Linked DNA regions of Homo sapiens: regions 1 and 2 are each linked to region 3. The links are chromatin contacts, found by Hi-C or POLR2A ChIA-PET in ENCODE. All regions are on one chromosome and are shown on one strand. Each heading gives the region's core, a stretch centred on a gene start or an enhancer-like site at or near the end of the contact. The rest is flanking DNA. Distances are from core to core; before and after follow the strand shown.

Region 1 (4,161 bases), core at 90-2,589, 61 kb after region 3:
TGTGGTTTGGGAATCACCAATTGCATTCAAGTGTTATATCTAGAAAGCATTAAATTTCCAGAAACTCAGCCCTGTTCTTGACAGGGCACGCCAGACAGGCAGGAACTGGGGTCAGGATGGATGAGGAAAACAACCATAAGTTTCTCAAAGACAGAAGTAAATCGGCTTCTTCTGAGCAATTGCTTCAGAACACCTTCTCCTCTGCCCTGAGCACCCTCTTATTAGGTGCAAAATCTCGAGGGGGCATTTGCTCCTAGTTCTTCTGCCCCTGCTGACTCTATAATCTTTGATGTGGCCAGATTTGCACAGTTACTTAACTGGCCTGTCCTCTGTGGGCATTTGTGTTTGCCAGAATCCTGTATGACCTTATGAAAAACATTGTTCAGGGTACAATATCTGTGCTATTCCTCCCACAGCCATTTGCATTTTAAATGAGAACACTTGTTAACTCAAAAACAATGACTTTCTAATGGCTCAATTTTAGAGATGGTGGCCGGGGCAGAGATTTCGAGCTGGCTGTGCTGCCTGGAGTATCCTAGGTCAGGACCCTTCCTTCTGTGCTGCGCTGTGGTCCTGGGCACCACCCAGCTTGCTGGACGGAAGCTGGCTACAGCGTGCCAGGGGCTGTTTCCCTTTCATACACTCCTCACTTAAAGGCCTTCAAGTTACTAACAATGATATTAATAATGCACGGTACTTAACAACCACAAAACAGACAGAGCTGCTGGCCTGTTTTCTATCCCCCAGATACAAAGAGGTCTAGGTTTATGCTTCTGGTGAGAAGGTCAAGAAAACCTTCTGCACCTCAGTTTCCCCCTCTGAACATAGGGGCAAAACAATCCTGGAATACAACTGTTTACTTAAAAATCACACAATTTATACATTTGGAAAGGAAACCATATTTCTTATAAAGGGTTCTGACCACAGCCGGAAGGTAGTCTTCCTGCAGGCTGGGAAGCACAGCTTCTGGCAAAGACCAAAGTCAAGCACTTTTAAGAAAAATAGGTGGGGGGAGGAGCTTTATGCCAAATGAGTTGGCTAAACATGCATATTCAACAGGTTACAGAAGGAGCTGTGAATATTCATAACAAGGATCCTGATGCACACATATAGAACATGTATGTCACATATGATCCATGTTCGCCTTGGGGTGGAGACTTAACATTTAAATGCATGACTGTTAGGCCCTATATATCAAAAGGTCTTTTCAGGACACAAAGGCGCTCAAGTGTGAAGCCTCTGTAAACCATCCAGAACCAGTCCACAGTTGGTGGTCTCTTCTCTGGAGAAAGTTACCGAAATCAGCCTGTTGTTCAATCAAAGCTGTAGTCACAGTTTGTGAAACCTGGGGTCAATGTCCAGTGGAGCTGCAATTGTTTCAACATTGCTTATCCCAAAGCCAATGCTTGTTCAGCTGCTAGAGAAAAAGAAAAACCTCATGACAGAACATGGTTTATTCTTACAGTGTAGGGGTGAGTGATTTAACCCTTGACTCTCATGGCCTTAGGCCCTGTTTATACTTCAGCAATTTATTGCCACACAGAGTCAGTCCCTTCAGTCTTATGATCTCTATTTTAACATTCGTGCTGGTCAGTTGTTTCTAAACCACAAGAGGGAGGGGAGAAATGAAGGGTGTCTGACCTCCTGCCCTGTCATGGCTGGGAACTCAGTTTTTATGTTTTTTTCTGGGATCCTTTGGCCAAGAGAGGGTCTGTTCAGTTGGTGAGAAGTCTAGGACTTTATTTTTAGTTTACACAACAAAGGGTGATTGGAGACCCAAGTGAGACAGTGTTTGGGAAACTACAAAAAGGGGTAAGAGAGAATGCTTTTCTCATTTCTGTCTTAATTCAGTTTTGTCTTCTTAAATATCTAAATTCTATTATCATCTTGAATATTAATCATCCCAACTCCTTTAAAAAGTGCATCTCAACTTCTGCTTTCCTGTCTAGCAGGTAAGGAGTTTGCAAGTCATTCCTTCATCCTAGAAACAAACAAACAAAAAAAGCTGAACAAACCAAAAAATCAACAACTCTTTTTAGATTCATCAGAGAATCGAGGTCACAGTGAAACGGGAAAGGTTCCCTTGTCCCCCTCACAGGGCATGCAACAGGGAGAGTGGCTCGCTTCTTCAGTGCCCCACTGCTCAAACCTCTAGGGGAGCATAGAGACGGGCAGGCTGTGGGGCTCTGACCCCACGGCAGTGTCTAGGGGTGGATGTTTACAGCTCCTGAAGCCCCAGTGGGTGTGTATTACAGAGTGTTCTTTTAGTTTGCCATCTATAGGTGGCTTGTGTTAACCAGCTCAATTAGACCCGCTTCCATATCACAAGGACAGAGGGATTTCTGTATTCCAGGTTCTTGCCCTGGTATACCAGAAGAATCAGATCACACATGGGCTTGGAGAATGAGTGCAAAGTTTTACTGACTGGAAGTAGCTCTCAGCAGATGGGGGAGCCACAAGGGAGACGGTTTTCCCCTGGAGTTGGGCTGCTCAGTGGCCCAGGCTCGCTTTCAACTGCCCCAGCCAAACTCCACTTCATCCCACAGTCGAGATATGGCAGAGATGTTAGAATTACCAGACGTTGAATTAGAACAGCTATGATTAATATACTAAGGGCTGTAATGGACAAAGCAGACAGCGTGTACGAACAGAGGTGCAGTGTAAGCAGAGAGATGGGAATTCTAAGAAACATCCCCCAAAAAGGCTGCAGATCAAAAACACTGTCACTGAAGTGAAGAGTGCCTTTTATGGGCTTATTAGGAGACTGGACATAGCTGAGGAAAGAATCTCTGAGCTTGAGGATATCTCAACAGAAACTTCTAAAACTAAAACACAAATAAAAAAAGACTGAAAAAAGACCTGTGGGACAACTAGAAACAACACAATATACATGTGACGGGAATAGTAGAGGGAGAAGAAAGAAAAAAAGAAACAAAATAAATATTTAAAACAATAATGCCTAAGAATTTCCCCAAATGTCAGACACCAAACCATAGATTCAGGAAGCTCAGAGAATATACCAAGCAGGATAAATCCCCCCAAAAAGTTGCACCCAGGCATGCCACATTCAAATGAGGAAAATGAAAAATAAAGAAACAATAATTAAAGAAGCCAGAGGAAAAAGAATCTTATCTATAGAGAAATAAAAATAAAAATTTCATCCAGCTTATCCTCAGACACCATGCAAACAAGAAGAGAATGGAGTGAAGTATTTAAAGTGTTGAGAGGGGAAAAAAAAAACAAATAACAAAAAACCAGCAACAACCAACAATTCTGTACCCTAAGAAATTATTCTTCAGAAATGAAGCAGAAACAGTCTTTTTCAGAAAAACAAAAATTGAGGAAATTTGTTGCCAGTAATCCTGACTTGCAAAAAAATATTAAAAGAAGTTCTTCAGAGAAAAAGAAAAGGATACAGCCTAGAAACTCAGATTTACATAAAGGAAGAGCATTGGAGAAGGAATAAGCAAAGATAAAAACTTTTAGTTTTTATTCTTAATTGATCTAACAGATAACAATCCATTCAAAATAATAACAATATATTTGAGTATGTATGTTTACATATGTATATGTATTATATATTATACATGTGCTTATGTGTAAGTGAAATGAATGACGACAATGACACAAAGGATGAGAAGGGGGAATTAGGATTATTTTGCTATTATATGGTACTTGCACTACCTGTGAAATGGTATAGTGTTATTTGAAAGTGGACCTGGACTATATTGCAAACTCTAGGGCAACCACTAAAAAACAGTTTTAAAAATTATAACTGGCAGGATGCGGTGGCTCAAGCCTGTAACCCAACACTTTGGGAGGCCAAGACAGGCAGATAACGAGGTCAGGAGTTTGAGACCAGCCTGACCAACATGGTGAAACCCATCTCTACTAAAAATACAAAAATTAACCGGGCATGGTGGTGGATGCCTGTAGTCCCGGCTACTCAGGAGGCTAAGGCAGGAGAATAGCTTGAACCCAGGAGGCGGAGGTTGCAGTGAGTCGAGATCACACCACTGCACTCCAGCTTGGGTATCAGAGCAAGACTCCATCTCAAAAAAATAATAATAACAACTGATATGACAAAAAGAAGAGTAAATAAAATGATATGAAATACTCAAATGAAACAACAAAAGGCAGAAAGACTAGAATGCAAAAGTA
Region 2 (4,496 bases), core at 115-2,614, 59 kb before region 3:
GGCAGCATTCAATTCCTCCATCCTTTTTTCCAGTTCGCAAGGGCTGGTTCCCTGGACCAGCAGCATCAGGGTCATCTGGGAACGTTTTAGGATCGTGAAGTCTCGTCAGCTCCCAAGACCTGCTGACTCGGAAGCTCTGGGGACGGGGCTGGCAGTCTGGGTGTGAATGCCCTCTGAGGTTGCTGTGGAGACTCCTGAGGTAACACATGCTGAAGTCAGCCTGTCCTAATGGACCAGGCTCTTGGTTAGGAGCCCCAGCACCTAGGGGAGGCCGTGGTTCAGGGTTGTTGGGGTGTGGGCACAGCACGTGACACCCGCACCAGCCGCTCTCACCTTTTCACTCCTGCCCTCCCAGGTCACCTGCATCCGCCAAACTCTGCCTGGGGTTCCCTTCGTTATCAGCAGAGCACATAGACACATGTCTGGATTTGTTTATTCATTGTCTTTTCAAATATAGTGTACTCAACTTGGAAAACAGAAGGAGGAGGAAGAGAATGGAGAAAGAAAGCATGAAAACTGAACCTCTCCTCCATGCCCCTTTCTCAAAGCCCCTCCTCCAGGGGGACCCCGTCTTTCTGTGCCTTTATCAATGTGTGTGTGGGCAGTTTTGATTTACACGTAGAAGACCATCAAAGTGCAATGCAGCTTGCTTTTTCACATAATGTAAATACTTCTGGTATCTGCATATAAACACCAGCATTGACATTTTTAATGATTTTGTAGCATTTTGATGTATGAATTGCAATAATTTCATTACAGTAATGTTTTCCCTAAAAATGGACATATCAATTGTTTTCAACTTCTCCTTTTGCAAATATAGGATATCCACAAGTGAAATTCCACCAAGTCAAAGGTTATTCACATGTAAATTTAGCTACATACTGTAACTTCTCCTCCAGAAGTCCGTACCAGTTTTCATTCCTATTAACAAAATGTGAATGCCTGTCTTTCCCACCTGAGCTCAGTGTTCCATTTTCAACAATCTGATAGATAAAATAAAAGATATTGTCAGTTTCAGTTTGTGTTTCATTGGTTACTATAAAGCTGAACATCTTTATGTGTGTTATTTTTTTTCCTGCTTTTATTTCCCGTATAAATTTCTAGTTCTACATTTACCATTTTGTATTGGGTGTTCACATTTTATTAATTTGTAGACCTTATTTTTCTGACACAGTTTTTAGTCTGCTGTTCATGAGCTTTACTGCAAACATGTCCTCCTGCCAGACTTGGCTGTCAGTGGTGCCTCTTGCTGTAGAAAGGAGTCCTGGAGTATCTTCAGTGGTTGCTGGAGGGAAGCTTCCAGGGCACTACAGTCCAGTTCTTTACAGCTGCTGAGCATTGGTTGTGCGGTGTCTCACAGTGACTCAGCAGAAGACAGAGCCTGCACTAGTGTCTCCCAGGCATCATCGGATCCTGCAGCTCCCACACGGCAGCCCCAGGAGCAGCCTGGCAGTGTGACTCAGCAGCTTTCCTTGCCTGTTCTGAGGGGGCGCAGCTGGGGACAGCACGGGCTTCTGCCCACTCCTCACCCTGCCAGCGGGAAGCCTCCAAGACTTGGGAAGGAAAGGCAGTGAAGACCTCACTTGTCTCCTGCTGGGCCGTGGGCCCAGGTGCTGGCTTCACGGTGGTGACTCATGAACACACGAAGAATTGGGTGTGCAGAGGAGGAGAAACCATGCAGTGAAGAGCCCCATCGTCCTGTCACAAAATCCACTGCTAACTTTTTATTTCTACACCTATCTCCTCATGCTTCACAGAACCTCTGACCAAAGCAGCTTCCTCTTATCATTCACAGATTTTATAACTTTCTGCCTTTCCGAACGCGCTCTTCATTCCTGGTCATCTTGCATAATTTCCCGCCCGTGATTCTAAAGAAGAGAACCTATTGCTATGATAAAAGCTCACTGCAGATTCAGGGACATTGCACCTTATCCCAGCGGACACCAAGGGTCTCTGTGCTGGTTGGGTCTTGCCTCCAGTTCTCATCTTTCTTATTAAATACTTAAGTTTCTAAACTGGAGACTTTTCTTGATGAGGAGGCCGACTAAAGGAGTACCTTTTTATAAGCTTTTTTTACAATTACATTCACATCACAAAACACGTAGTTTTGTAACAGTGCAGTTATTCACACATGCCTCTTGTTTTTCAGAGCACCCTTTTCTCCCCTTCTGTGTTGAGGGTGGATCTCACGGCCACACAGTTAACCTATGTTAACCACCTCGACTGCCCTTCCAGTTTCCTCCACACTCAGCCATTTGCATATGCACACACATCTAGCACCCGGTCACCATGCCATCTACCACTGTGGGGACCCTCTCACCAGTTTATTCTCATGAGAGTAAACACACTTTCTGTATCTCAATGTTTTCACTGACAATACTTTCCAATATTCTGGAAATTTTGTAGTTATTGTCTTTAGCATTCATGAAATACCTGCATAACAATGACTGTCGTTGACCCAGCTGTCTTTCCAACACTGCTTGTTCACTGTTGTCTGGACTTTGGGGGGGCTCTATGAACAATGTTCCAATCAAATGTAGTTTTTGGTGAAAGTTTATATCCATATTTGCCGGTATATGAGACTGGGCTGCAAATAGGGTACTTCAATTTTCATGAGAAAGCTTAACTTCTTTTCATCATGCATAAGTTGGAAGTGATTTTCATCTATTATTGAAGCTGCGTCATTGTTTGGGGTAAATACCCAAGGTTCATTGTCTCGTGCCAAGGGAATAGAGGAAATGGACATACAAGAAGTGTATTTAAGAGTGGAGGTTTAATAGGCAAAAGAAAGAGAAAAGAGAACAGCTCTCTCTCCTGCAGAGAGAGAGGGGCACCTGAGTGGGTCTTCTAGTCCATGGCAAAGTACATGGGGTTTTATAGACTGGCTTGAGGAGGCAGTGTCTGATTTACATAGGGCCCAAAGATTGGTTGGACCAGGTGTGCCATTTACATAGCACACAAAGAAGCTGGCCACCTCTCCCTAATGTTTTACTATGCAGATGGGGTCTCTACCTGGCCAGTGCCATGTTGTCTGCTCCTTACTGTGCACGTGGTTGACAAGGAAAGGAGATGATGGAGTGCCATGTTGAACCTGCCTGGCCACCATGTAGCCTTTTCCTATTGGCACAGCTGCTGGCATTCACCCATGCAAGCTTCCAGCTTATCTATGTCTGCAGCTCAATTTTACAGGCTGCTCTTTGTTAGAAAAGAAGTGATTTGGGGGCTGCTTTTCATTAAAAGGAAAATCTTACCAAGGACTCTCTTACCCTCGCTATCTGCCTAAATAATTTCTTTTTAACTGCTATATCATTATTATAAGATAAAATCTATATTGATCATGTCAACAGACCTAGGTTCTGCCTGGGGCGCAGTAGGAAATCACAAGTTGCAATTGAGGCCTTGCATACCATCCAAGAGGCTCCTGAGAATTTTCCCCTGCACATGGGAAGTCATTGCTTGACCTTTTCCCTGTGGGGGATCCTGCAAGGCAGTTCCCTGCAGCCACGGGCAGGGCCCGGGGAGGGCAGGCTGCTGCAGCCTCAGCAGCCCACCCTTCCAGCAGCTGAGGAGGGTACATTGGCTGGGAAGAGGGGTCTTGGTACAGCTCCTACAGAATCCCACATGGAACTACATGCAGCATAGATGCCAAATACATAGTGAACAGAGGAGTGAACAGCGAGCAAGAAACCCAGCACTCTGTGGTGTGTCTCATATGGTAATTACAAGCCACATGGTAATTTACGATTCCTTCCCTTCAGAGCTACATTTTCTTCAAGTCCCTTCCACGTCCCCTCCCTCCACTCTAACAGCCTCTTCCCTGTGAAAAGCAGTGGCATTGGAGAGACAGAAAGAATAGGCCCATAAAGACAACCCTCTCATTCAGAGACATCAGCCCTCAGAGGTCCCACCTAGCCACTGGATCTTCTTCATGAAGCCTCTTGCTCACCTAGAAAACCCCAGCAAAATGTGGGCTCTCCAGACTTCTGCCACAGAGAAGACCCTTCTAAAATGCTGATATTCCTAGATGTGATACAGATCAAGTCACTAAAGTCCTAAATTTCAAATCAAGGAAGGAAGGGGGAAGGTGATGCCAGAAACAGAACAGGCAAAGAGCAGAGCAGGTGCTCTGCCAGCAGGCACCAGTCAAAGGTCCAGCAGTAAAAGGTGTACAGGTGTCACCAAGAGCCTCAGTCACCACAGCAGGGCAGAGGCAGTGGGCTGCACCCACCTAGTTGGCTGGTGTAGACCACCCTGGCTCCCTTCGAGTCTCCCCAGCCCCAGAACACCCCTCAACTATCTGTAGACTCCTCTGTGTAGTCAAGACTTCTTGGCAGAAATCCAGGGCTATCCTAGAAGCATCTTAGAAACTGCTGCGACCTGGAGGGGTTAAATGCCTTGACCAAGGCCACAGCTAGTTAATGGCCAAGCTGGGACTAACATCCAGTCATCCAGTGTCCGAGAGAGTGTTCCCTCCAAACACTGCATCATTTAGCCTC
Region 3 (4,168 bases), core at 1,362-3,861:
TTAGAAAGGAGGAAAGGGGTACAACGAGAAACGGGAATGTCTTTTATTTCACAGCATTATTCAAATAGATTACTTCCCTCATATATAATCCTAAGGGGAAATTGCCAATTTCCGTGTTTGTGGAAAATCCATTTTCACAAGCTAAACTTTTCCAGCAGGTGTGGGCTGCTGCTTGCTCCAGGCCATCTCTGTCTTCTACCTCCCTGAGGTTTCCAAGTAACCAAGCCCCACCTTATGCCTTGGCTAGGAACTGGCCCATTCTCTTCCTGCCACTAGCCCTCTAGGAAACTTCGACAGGTGCCCAGGTCTCCTGGGTGTAGAGAGCACAGCCTTGCTCCACAGCCACCAGCTTGTGCTGAGAGGAGACGCTCAGGTGGGATGGAGCTCTCTGAGCTGGTTCTGCAGGAGTTGAGCTGGCTGCCACCGTGGAGCTCAGAGTCTAGCTGGTGTGAATCCAGCAGACCCACCCGCAATGTGCCCCTGAACCTGGTTCCCCTCTCCTCCCTGTAGCCTTGTTCATCATGTGCAGATGGATGTCTTCAGACTAGAGTATCTGCTCCATCAGAGGCTTCTGCCACCATGGGATATTCTGCTCCTGCCCATGCACCACAGCAGCCACCAGCCACACCTTGCTATTGAGCACTTGAAATGTGGCTGGTGCACCTGTGAAGCAGAATGTTTTATTTAAACAGCCACATCCTGCCAGTGGGCAAAGTATGGGACAGCGCAGGTGTAGGCAGGAAGGTGGAAAAACGCATCCCAAGAAGAGAGAATAGTTTATATGAGGCAAGGAGACTGCAGCTTGGATGAGCCCAGGGTCGGGAGGAGGGCCTCCTCTTTCCCTTTGCACACCAGCCTGGGTGGTCTTAAAACTGCAGCGAGGTGGGCCCTTGGCATGGGGAATGCAGGACTGCAGGGTGAAAAGAGGGCATGGTGCGGGGCCAGCCAGGGCTGAGGAAGCGGCCAGTGATGCAGAGCTCCATGTCGGCAGGGCCCCATCGACTTGCTCTGGCAGCCTGCTGGGGCCTGGGTACAGGTTCAGATCACAAGTGCAGGCTCAGAGAAGCAGGGAAGGATGGTGTTCCTCGATGGCAGTAACTCCATGCTGTGTAGTTCACTGTGGAGACAGCACAGAGCCCACCAGGTCCAGCGTTGCAGGTGCGTTGGCCTGAGACTGCAACACCACTGACCGCTTACTCTCGAAGACTGAGCTACTGCTGTGGTCCCCGTCCCTCACCTCATGGCTGGAGGGTGCAAAGCGGAGCCAGGGTCAGAGCTTCATGTGGGACTGGTGACAGTGCCGTGACTGGCAGGCCCCAAGTCCCCAGCACTTCCTCTAATTAAGGGAACTTGGCATGTCCCTGGGCCTCTCTGAGCTTTAACTTCATCTTTAAATTGTGACTTGTAAATGGATCAAGCTTCTCAAACTCTAGTGAGCCTGAGAACAACCCAGGGTGCTTGTTTAAAATATAATTCTTGGGTCTCTGGACTGGATTCTGGAACAGAAAAAGAATGCTAATGGAAAAACAAGTGAAATCTGATGAAATCTAGAGTTAATTAATTGTAATGAGCCAATGTTGCTTTCTTATTTTTTACTAATGAACCTTGATACTGTAAGATACTATTAGAGGAAGCAAATTGGGTGAGGGGCATATGGGAACATTCACATTATCTTTGCATATTTTTTGTGACTCTAAAACTATTGCAGAATAAAATGTGTATTTTTTAAAAAGCTTGTTCCTTACCCCGACCACAGCCATTCTGAATTCAGTAGGTTTGGGGGTGGGTCCCCACGGGCTGTGATGGGAGTGATCAGCAGACCGGGTTGGAAAACACTGAACTTTGTTCCCATGGTGCTAGCTGGAACCACTCCTGGGTCCAGATTCTCTGAGGTGGCTTTCCACCCAAGCAACAGGGGCACAGCCAGAAAGCAGGCCACAGATGCCAGAGAGTCAGAACCAGGCCTGGAGTCTGGAAGGGCCAGAGAGAGCTGAGGACACAGGAGATGAGAAGTCCAGATGTCAGCAAAGAGGGACGTGAGGGGACAGAGCTGGGGACTCGCCTCCCTCACTGCCCCATGCACCTGCCATGAGTGCCTGCAGTGCATACCTGTGTGGTGTGGGGGGCACCCTGAGCACCCACCCCCGAGTTCCACAGGTTCCACTCCTGGGAAAACACATAAGGAGCTGGTGGCGGAGGCTCTGGGCCTGAAGTCAGAGCTCAAGAGTGGATGGAAGGTCAAATCCTTGGATGAAAACGACAAAAATATCAGGAATCTAAGTGCGGAGACCCCAGCCTGCTGCCTCCAGACCCTCCCTGGGTTGGGAAAGGCCATGGCTGAATAAGGTAGTTGGCCAGTGTGGCGGGAGAGAGGCCTCTTGGGAGTACCCCAAACCTCGTGGCACAGAAAAGACCCATGGATTTGTACCCAGGGGGTTGGATAGGGACATTCCAGCACAGACCACAAGTGGCTTACACTGCCCTGTGAGGGCAGGTGTGATCAGGACACACCATGGCCAGGAGGGGCTGGACGAAGTGGCCTGGGCCCTTGGTGGGAGCACGGCCAGAACTCGGCCATTCCCTGGGATCTGGAGGGACATAGGAAGTAGAACAAGGAGAGTGGGGCTCCAGGAGGGCAGCCAAGAGGGCAGCGGTGGTTGCAGCCTCTAGGGTGGGTGGGCCCAGAGAACCTGGGAGGAGGCCCCAGTTCGGCAGACTTTTGCTAGGGAGAGGCAGGGAAGGCCTGGGCTGAAATCCAGGCAGAGGGGGTGTTGCCAAGACACTGACTGGAAGACGGGTCGGCAGGACACAGTCAGATGATTCCTGCCCTTTCTGGGGTGACTTTGCGGCACCTGGTGATGGCCTGAGCTTCTCCATCACCTGCAGTATAGTCCATGGCCCCGAGCATGCACACTGGGACTGCTAGGTCTGCAGAACCCATTAGAAAATGCAGAACTTAGGAATCTGCATCTCCAGGGTTGGGGTCCAGGAATCTATTTTTTTACATCGCGAGGTGATTCTAACGAGCTAATAGGTTTGGTAACTGCCAGAAGAAAGGACTTCCAAGTCCCTAGCTATGGGATCCTGGCCCCAGGGACACAAGCTAGATGTGCAGGCTCTGGTTGTCCCCAGGGAAGTGACTGTTCTGCCCTCACCCCAGCATACCTCCCAAGTTTTAGTGCTCAGCCTCTCCCAGCTGAGTCCGTGGGCCGGAGTGGTTATAGCCCAAGGAGTTATTGCTGCCATAAATTCAAAGAAATGAAGCATTTCGGAAGATAAATTTCTTTTTGATTCCCAGCCAGGCTTCCTTTGGAGAGATGGCTGGAAGTCCATGCTGTCCCTGAGCTGTGTCTCCCTTTCCTTCCTGTGCCACCCCTGCTGTGACCTCGCCGGCGCCGGCTCCGGACAGGCTGCTGCTTCCCGAGTCCCTGGAGGCTTCATCTGAGCCACTCAGTTTCCCTCCCTGGCAGCTCCACGGCCGGGCAAACTTCATTAGTTCCAGCACTTGCTCAAGGATTTTCTGTCTCTCCCTTCACTGTCTTGTTTACTTTTCTTACCTTCTGTTTCTACTTTTTTTGGTTTCCATAAAAATTGCTTGCACAACTGGTTTGGTCCAGTTCTGCAATCAGCATCTGGGCCACTGCCTGCTGCAGGGCTGAGAGTTGACACAATCAGAAACAGTGTCCTGCTGGCTGGGGCATAATTTAGTTCAGATGACACTCTGTGGCCAATGTCGTATTTTCCCCCAGATTCTACTGGAGCCACGCAGAGGAAAATCTACTGCATGTAAAGCTAATGACAGGTCGAATACATCAGGGATTGCTGAGTCTTGGTTGGATAATACAACACATGGATGCTTGGCAAGTACCTTCATTCATTCCTTCACTCATTCACTCTTACAGTGATTCATTGAACAAATTTGACTGGTGGCTGCCCTGTCCCAGGTGCTGTGTTAGGTAGATTCCACCAGAGAGGAAGAGAGGAGCAATGGAAAGGGATGCGTGTGTGCACTTGTGTGGCATGATTAAATATGGATTGTGTAATATATATGATGAAGCAAACATGAGTGGCTATCTAGGCATAAAGAGGTAGTTGCCCTAAGAGCTGCACAGTGGAATGTTTCATGGGAAAGCATTTCAGATGAGCTCTGAGCAACCCCTGAAGCAAG

The links. A loop is a pair of places that touch in the nucleus more often than their neighbours do. ChIA-PET counts read pairs that join two places held with the same protein, here RNA polymerase II (POLR2A).
Region 1: a map of body of pancreas shows a loop between it and region 3 (2.8-fold over the local background). The contact joins two enhancer-like sites. A Hi-C loop is called at or near these places in 7 of 168 maps with a recorded cell type or tissue (CD8-positive, alpha-beta T cell, body of pancreas, breast epithelium and 4 more).
Region 2: a map of ovary shows a loop between it and region 3 (5-fold over the local background). The contact joins two enhancer-like sites. A Hi-C loop is called at or near these places in 3 of 168 maps with a recorded cell type or tissue (CD4-positive, alpha-beta T cell, body of pancreas and ovary) and 1 of 37 single-sample maps with no recorded cell type. POLR2A ChIA-PET finds 5 or more read pairs at or near these places in 2 of 52 experiments (AG04450 and activated CD4-positive, alpha-beta T cell).

The regions. Positions count from the first base shown.
Region 1 is chr20:24,754,317-24,758,477 of GRCh38, forward strand. No RefSeq gene overlaps it. Among named protein-coding and RNA genes, the nearest start is that of LINC02967, 160 kb to the right of the region's middle. Within about 2 kb of position 1,340, at least 2 of the 41 ENCODE cell types and tissues checked have a DNase peak (open chromatin) inside an H3K27ac peak, as active enhancers do.
Region 2 is chr20:24,633,572-24,638,067 of GRCh38, forward strand. The region is part of intron 3 of SYNDIG1 (synapse differentiation inducing 1); the gene reads left to right. Among named protein-coding and RNA genes, the nearest start is that of SYNDIG1, 170 kb to the left of the region's middle. RefSeq lists enhancers at 146-798, 882-2,081, 963-1,801. Within about 2 kb of position 1,365, at least 5 of the 41 ENCODE cell types and tissues checked have a DNase peak (open chromatin) inside an H3K27ac peak, as active enhancers do.
Region 3 is chr20:24,691,665-24,695,832 of GRCh38, forward strand. No RefSeq gene overlaps it. Among named protein-coding and RNA genes, the nearest start is that of SYNDIG1, 220 kb to the left of the region's middle. Within about 2 kb of position 2,612, at least 2 of the 41 ENCODE cell types and tissues checked have a DNase peak (open chromatin) inside an H3K27ac peak, as active enhancers do.